Regions from separate parts of the Homo sapiens genome. Here region 2 is linked to region 1. Evidence: read pairs that join two places in POLR2A ChIA-PET (ENCODE). Cell type or tissue: Caco-2. All regions are shown on one strand. Region 1 overlaps NIFK-AS1 (NIFK antisense RNA 1). Region 2 overlaps CLASP1 (cytoplasmic linker associated protein 1).

The links. Peaks named below come from ENCODE experiments on the same cell type or tissue, not always from the same donor. Only the 100,000 strongest peaks of a DNase experiment are listed, where the experiment ranks them.
Region 2: POLR2A ChIA-PET joins it to region 1 with 5 read pairs; 5 of 35 experiments call an interaction of 5 or more read pairs at or near these places.

What each region holds. Positions count from the first base shown.
Region 1 is chr2:121,705,503-121,709,502 of GRCh38, forward strand. NIFK-AS1 (NIFK antisense RNA 1) reads left to right here. Exons shown (of 4, transcript NR_037857.1): 3 at 266-405. It also overlaps the pseudogene LOC124906186 and the pseudogene NPM1P32. Among named protein-coding and RNA genes, the nearest start is that of NIFK, 29 kb to the right of the region's middle. In Caco-2, no CTCF peak of the experiment used is centred here; DNase peaks (open chromatin) are centred at 2,129 and 2,499; H3K4me3 peaks cover 178 bases.
Region 2 is chr2:121,576,776-121,580,775 of GRCh38, forward strand. All of the region lies in intron 2 of CLASP1 (cytoplasmic linker associated protein 1), which reads right to left. Among named protein-coding and RNA genes, the nearest start is that of RNU4ATAC, 48 kb to the left of the region's middle. In Caco-2, no CTCF peak of the experiment used is centred here; no DNase peak of the experiment used is centred here.

The DNA.
Region 1 (4,000 bases):
TCCTCCCCAGAGCTTTGTGTGCGTTCTTTCCCTTCCTGGAAGGCTTGGGCCCTTTCCTGCCGCTGGGGTTGGGTTAAGTCCCCTTATCATGTGCTCCTGGCTTAGTGCGCCTGCTTTCCATAGCACACAACTTATAATCACTTGTTTGGCATCTGCCTTCCTCATGGGATAGTAAGCTCCATAAGGACAGGGCCCAGGTCACCAATGTGTGGAACGGTGCCTGACACACTGTTCGTTTATCTGTTCTTTGACCACGGTCCTGAAGAAATGCCCAGGAGGATTGACGAGATTGAGGTCAAGATCGTGGCCCAGTGTGTGGCGCTCCAAGCCAGCTCTTCCCCTTTCAAAACCAGAAAAGCCGCATGTTTAGATCGCTCTAGGAGATTCATCTCCATTACGATACAGGTGGGTAATGAGTTTCCCTCATAAACTTTTTTTTTCTTTTCTTTTTTATTTAATTTTCACATCAGATATGTAATGTGCCAAGGTAGTAACAAGGTTTGAGGGAGGCACATCTCACACGAATGTGAAAACTCAAAAGATCTAAACTAAGTTTTGAAACAAATCCACAAGTGGGTTTTTCCTCCACAGGGTAAGATTTTCTCCACATGTTTTGACTTGGGTGCATGGGCGTTGCCTTCCCTGCCTGTGGCCTTCAAAAGACCATGGGTGCGAAGTCCAAGCTTTGACTCTTCTGCCTATGATTCTCTGTCAAATGAGAGGCCAAAATTAAAACCACAATGAGGTATCACTAAACACCCACTAGAGTGGCTAAAATTGAAAATTCTGACTATACAAAATATTGGCAAGGATGTAGAGCGACTGGGACTCCCATACATTGCTGTTGGAAATAGTTTGGCAGGTTCCTATAAAGTTAGAATAAATTTATCATATAACCCAGAGATCCAACTTGTACGTATTTATCCAAGAGAAATAAAAACATATGTTCATTCAAAGCCTTGTATATGAATATTTATAAGTGCTTTATTAATGATAGCATAAAACTGGAAGCAATTAAAATGTCTATCAGCTGGTGAATGGACAAACTGTGCTTCATTCACCTAGCAATAAAAAGAACTACTGATGCATGGATGATGGTCTGTGAAACAGAGAAAAATGAGTCTATGCTGTATGATTCCATTCATATGAAATTATAGAAAAGTTTAGCCAGGCGTGATGGCAGGCGCCTGTAGTCCCAGCTCCTTGGGAGGCTGAGGCAGGAGAATCACTTGAACCCTGGAAGGGGGAAGTTGCAGTGAGCTGAGATTGTGCCACTGCACTCCAGTCTGGGTGGCAGAGTGAGACTCCGTCTCAAAAAAAAAAAAAAAAAAAAGAAATCATAGAAAAGACAAACTATAGGGTCAGAAATGAGATCAGTGGTAGCCTGGAACCAGGGGTTGTGGGAGGAGATTGGCCGCAAAGGAGCATGAGGGAACTTTGGAGTGATGGAATTATTCTGCATTTTGATTGTGGGGCTGGTTGCACAGGTGTATGTATTTGTCAAAATTCATTCAACATCTGGTCATGGTGGGCTCACACCTGTAATCCCAGTGCTTTGAGAGGCCAAGGCGGGCAGATCACCTAGGTCAGGAGTTTGAGACCAGCCTGGCCAATGTGGTGAAACCCCGTCTCTACTAAAAGTACAAAAGTTAGCCGGGCATGGTGGCATATGCCTGTAGTCCCAGCTATTCGGGAGGCTGAGGCAGAATTGCTCAAACTGGGGAGGCAGAGGTTGCAGTGAGCTGAGATCACACCATTGCACTCCAGCCTGGCGACAGAGCGAGACTTCGTCTCAAAAACAAACAAAAAGTTTGTTTTGTTTTTAAGGCCTACTTCAATGCAAGCAGAACAAATTTTTAATCTCCGAAAACATGGCTTTTGAAAGGAAACAATAAAAACTCTGCCACTGGGCTAGTGTTACCTGCTTAAAGGATCTGGTGGCTGAATGAAGGTCATTATATCATCAGAGAAAGCCCTCACTTCCTGACACAGTAGCATCTGTGAGGAACAATTAATTGCAACCCTATACCCCCCGCACAAGTGATTTTTATGGTCTCACAACCCCAGGTTGTTAAAATGAGAGGTCAACATCCCTGCTGGTTCGTGGGAAATTCTTCATGGACACATACCTGCCTGGTGATGTGTTGGTCATTTTTCCATTTAGCAGGCAGCTGTGGGTAACGTTTAACCAGGAAAAGAGAGGCTAAATTATGCAAGACATTTACAACGTAAAGAGGGGAGAAACTTCCGTCTGGTCACACTGGGGGTGGCAAGAGTACATATGGACTTCCTCGCGTTTTACCAGCAAAACAGGTGCCAAACATCCCCCGTGGGCTTCTGAGAGCCCCTGCTCTCAGCTTGCTGAGACTTTTGGAAACTGTTTGAAGGCTTCCAAACACCTGCTAACAGGAAGACAAAAGAGTGAGGTTTCTATTTTATGACTTCATCAGGATGATAGGAATGTTCTTGAGTCCATTGCAGCACCTTGCTCTGACCACACCAGCAGGGCGGGAGCAGGGGTGGCGCTGGCAGCAGGCCTCTTCCCACCACTGCTCTTGAGCTCATCTCTGATGGTATCATTCCCAGCTATTTGTTATAAGTTTTTCCTCTTAAACCTACAATTGTTTCAAATCTGCCAGTTTATCTTTTTTTTTCTGTTTTCTTTCCTTTTTTTTTTTTTGATTCATTCAAATATTTATTAAGCAGCTAAGGAGATACAAAGGCGACTTAAAACATTGTCAGAGGTGAGGCAAATGCACAAGTAATAGAAAGGAAAGGGCAAGGTTCACTGAATCACAGCAGCCGGAAGAAAGTGCTTTAGGGAACCAAGCGTGAGATTATTTCCAGCCTGAAGAGGCATGGGTGGCAAATCAGAAAAGGGGATTGAAATTAAAATAGAAGACTTCAGTCTGGATTGTTGATGACACTCAGTATGGACTATATTTGTCTCTCCTTTTCCTTTCTCCCCATCTTTGGGCTTAATTTACCAGCAGTGCCCAGGACTGTTCAATGCGCTTTTTCTATACTTGCTTGCATTTTCGCTTTAATGTCTTCTATGGAACTAGGTCCTTTCGGTGTTTTAGAAGTTTTTTCCTGTTTTTTTGAAGGAGTCTTGTCCTTTTGATCTTGGTGTTGACGGTTTTGAGTCTTTTCCATTCTGATTTGACTTTTGTGCATTTTTGGCTGGAGTATCTCGTATGGATTTCTTCACCGGCGCTTTTTCTTCAGCTTCCCCATCATCAAAATCCTCATCATCATCATCTTCATCTTCATCAGCAGCAACTTTTACTTTTTTCTGTGGAATCTTGCTACCACCTCCACGGGCCGACCGCTTTCCAGATACACTTAAGAGTTTCACATCCTCCTCCTCTTCATCTTCTGACTCTGCATCTTCCTCCACAGCTACTAAGTGCTGTCCACTAATATGCACTGGCCCTGAACCACACTTCAACCGTAAGACCACTGGTGGTGTGATTTCAAAGCCTCCAAGGGAATCCTTTGGCTGTACAGACATTTTCAAAGTTGCCAGTGTTACTTTAATTGGACTGCCTTTGTAATTCATTGCCTCTACTTCAACAATGTGCAATTCATCCTTTGTACCAGCCCCTAAACAGGGAGAATAGCCGCGCAGGACGGAATCACACCAGGTTTTTTTTTGTTGTTTTTTTTTTGAGATAGTGTTTTGCTCTTGTTGCCCAGGCTGGAGTGTAATGGCACGACCTCGGCTCACTGCAACCTGTGCCTCCCAGATTCAAACAATTCTCCTGCCTCAGCCTCCTGAGTAGCTGGGATTACAGGCATGCACCACCACGCCGAGCTAATTTTGTATTTTTAGTAGAGACAGGGTTTCGCCATGTTGGTCAGGCTAGTCTTGAACTCCCGACCTCAGGTAATCCACCCACCTCAGCCTCCCAAAGTGCTGGGATTACAGGAGTGAGCCACCATGCCCAGCCTCCTTTCTTTTTTTTTTTTTTTTTTAAGACAGAGTCTCGCTATATTG
Region 2 (4,000 bases), 130 kb before region 1:
TAAAGCAGTCAAACTACCTTTCCTATACAGAATGCATTTCAGAATAATCAACTAGTTGAAGAGGCAAAGTTCTTTATAGAAGAATCACAGCTAATAAATAATAGAACTGAAGGAAATGACAGAATTAGAAAATGTCCTATTTTTGTGACAATTGAGGATAACTGAACACAAACTAATTAGTGGTGACATTAAGGGACTGGCGGTAATTTTGTTAGGCGTGATAATGGTACCATGGTTATTTTTTAAGACCTTATTACGGATACATATTAAAATATTTATAGGTAAAATGATAGGACACGTGGAATGTGCTTTAAAATTCTCCAGGGGACTGGGGGGCAGCAGAGGGAAGACAGATGAAACAAAAGCAGCAGAACACTGAGAGTTGTTGAAGCTGGATGATGAGTATGGAGGTTCATTGTTTCATTTTCTTTACTCTTACGTATCTTTAAAAAAAAAAAAAATCCATGACAAAAGGTTGGGAAAAAAGATCCACCTTTATGCATGGGATAATCATCACAATGCACACTTCAAATGGCAAAAACGTGCAAATGACCTAAATCTCTATCAATAGGAGACAAATTAAGTAGATCATAACACATAAAAAGGAATCCTATGAGGCCATAAAAATGACCATATTTCAACAAGAAAACCTATCTGGCTAACTTTTTACACTGAGTAAAACAAAACAACAAACAGGCTATAGAATAGCATATATGGTGAAATTCTAATGTGATATATGCACAGAGAAATGCTGGGAAGGCTGTTCCCCACAGTGTGGGCATCTCTGGGAGGTAATGTATTAGGCAAGTTATTTTCCTCACTGTTCTGTGGCAACTTCTCATAAAGACACTGACCCACGTAATTCTTTGGGAGGCAACAGGGTTCAAGTTTATTTTTAGTTTCCTCAAATTTAAAATGAGGTTGAAAATATGGTTCTAGTGGTGATTTAATGAATAAAATACTGAAAGCAATTATCACAAGATCTGGCATATAACTAGATATTCAAAACATGTTAGAGGCCAGGTGCAGTGGTGCATGCCTGTGATCCTAGCACTTTGGGAGCCCAAGACAGGAGAAGTGCTTGAGTCCAGGAGTTCAAGAGTACCCTGGGCAACACAGACGACCCTATCTCTACAAAAATTTCATTGACTGATTGATTGATTAATTGACTGATTGAGAAAGAGTCTCACTCTGTCACCCAGGCTAGAGGGCAGTGGTATGATCTCTGCTCACTGCAACCTCTCCCTTCTGGGCTCAAGCGATCCTCCCACCCCAACCTCCTGAGTAACTGGAGTTATGGGCACCTGCCACCACGTCCGGCTAATTTTTAAATTTTTTATAGAGATAGGGTTTCACCATGTTGCTCGGGCTGGTCTCGAACTCATTAGCTCACGCAATCCGCCCACCTCGGCATCCCAAAGTGCAAGGATTACACAGGCATGAGCCACCACACCCTGCCGCTAGAAAAGATGAAAAACAAAGAAACAAAGAAACAAACAAACAAACAAAAAACCTGCATGCCTGCAGTCCCAGCTACTCAGGAAGCTGAGGTGAGAGGATCACTTAAGGCCAGGAGTTTGAGGCTGTAGTGAGATATGATTACACCACTGCACTCCAGCCTGGACAACACAGTGAGAGACTATCTCCAAAAAAAAAAAAAAAAAAAAAAAAGGGCCAGGTGCAGTGGCTCATGCCTGTAATCCCAACACTTTGGGAGGCCGAGGCTGGCGGATCACAAGGTCAGGAGATCGAGACCATCCTGGCCAACACGGTGAAACCCCATCTCTACTAAAAATACAAAAATTAGCGGAGTGTGGTGGTGCATGCCTGTAGTCCCAGCTACTTGGGAGGCTGAGGCAGGAGAATCACTTGAACCAGGGAGGCGGAGGTTGCAGTGAGCCGAGATTGCACCACTGCACTCAAGCCTGGCAACAGAGCAAGACTCCGTCTCAAAAAAAAAAAAAAAAAGTTAGACCTCTTTTTGCTTTTTTACATTCCAAAACCAAAATAAAGCAATTGCTTCTTAAAAGCACAAGCATTTGGAAGTGACAGTAAGAGGAATTAAAAACACACACACACAAAAAAAAACTTCACTCTGTAAGTCTAAAACTCATACACTTATACACTTTCCCTCTTCCTCCATATAAATACCATAAAATTCATCCTGTTAAAGTGTACAATTCAGTAATTTAACTATTTGTTGAAACCTAATATACATTTGTTTCATTTTAAAGACAGAATTCAGTCTTCCTTAATACAGCCCCATAATGTATCTTCTGAAACAAATCTTTGAAAATACAGTATTATCCATGTCCTTAGACCGTCACATCATAACAACATTTTAGAGGTGAGCCTAGTCATTTATTCATATGGTTTTTTTACTCTCACATCAAATGCCTGTGAAAATTCAGCATTCTCTCAGAACCAGGCTTCTCCGTAATTTACTATGAAGAAGACAGAGGGGCTGGGGGGATCTGAAGGAGCTTTCTCACATGTATGGGATTCCTTCACATATGGAATCCCTTCCCCTCTTCTAGCTCACTTGTTAAAAATTGGTGTTTCATGTGCATACCATAAACTTCATCCTTTTAAAGTGTACAACTCCGTAATTTACAGTATATGCACAGGTTGTGCAGCCATCACCACTAATTCTAAAATATCTTCATCATCTCAAAAGAAACCGTTATCCATTAGCAGCTGCTCCCGATCCCTCCTCCTCTCAGTCCCTGGCAACCACTAATGCAATTCTCATTCTCCCTAAGGCTGTTTTGTTGGTGAAGGGGAGAGGAAGATGCAAGACATTCATTCTTGAGTCAAAGGATCTCCATTCTATGAGGTTTGTAATATACAAAGAACATGCTTTAACTCCACATGTACCATTATGCATTGAGGAAGATAAATAAGCATCTTCCTCTTGAATTAATCCTTCTACTATAAAGCAGAAATCAAACCAAACTGCCAGATTTGGCTTACTCTGACTGCATTGCTAATAAACTCTGAACATTTGGCATGGCATATTTCATAATCTTCTATCTCAAAAGTCTGAGGCAAAAATAACAAAAAAAGAAAATCTGCAGCAATTACCACGAAAAAATAAACTAAATGTAAAAAGTAGTAAATGAAGTCATTAAAACAAGCTAAATTCATACCAGTGTTTGCTCATTTCACTGGCAAAATTCATCGAAACAGTTCAAGTATTAAATGTAGTAAGAGATTTTCTACAGATTTTTATTTTTGTCTTTTTAGAGCAACCAGATTAAAATTTAAGGGAAAAAAGTGGGACTGATGCAGTGGAATATGCTTTAGTGGATCCCTGATCCTAACTGTAATATTGCTTGGGTATTGTCCATATATTAAAGATGCAAAGTTACTTTATTGTGAGCAGAATTCCAAAAGAAAAATTAAGAAATCACTGTGAGGTACCAGTGATCTTCCCTAATTTCAGAACTGCAACTGTATACCTAACAAGGGCATTACTTTTTACAACAAATCTTTTATTTCTTCATGTAGCAGACAACATAAATAATGTATCATCTTTAATCATATCCTGACAAATACCTTCTCAAAAGCACTTGTAGAAGAAAATTTTAAAATTTCTCTTTATAAAATAATGTATGCCTATTGCGAGGTATTTTAAAAATGCAAGACAGAAATATAACCTATCTATAATTTTATCAATTAGATTAACACCATTAACATTTTCATTTCTTTCCAGATCATTTTTCTACACATTTGTACAAAGTTGAGCCTTTGCTGTATTTAAATTTTGCACTTGCCTTTTTCATTTTACATTATTCCATTAGCATGTCCCCCAAATCACTGAAAACTCTTTATAAACTACACTTGCTGCAGAGTGCACCATCGCCTGGATAAACATGTAAATATTTGTACACATTTATCTTATATTCTCCTAGTGCTGGGTAGTTAAGATTTCCCAATTTGAAAGCCATTATTTCTTATTTCAAGTGTTTTTTAAATCAATCATGCACATATTTTTTTT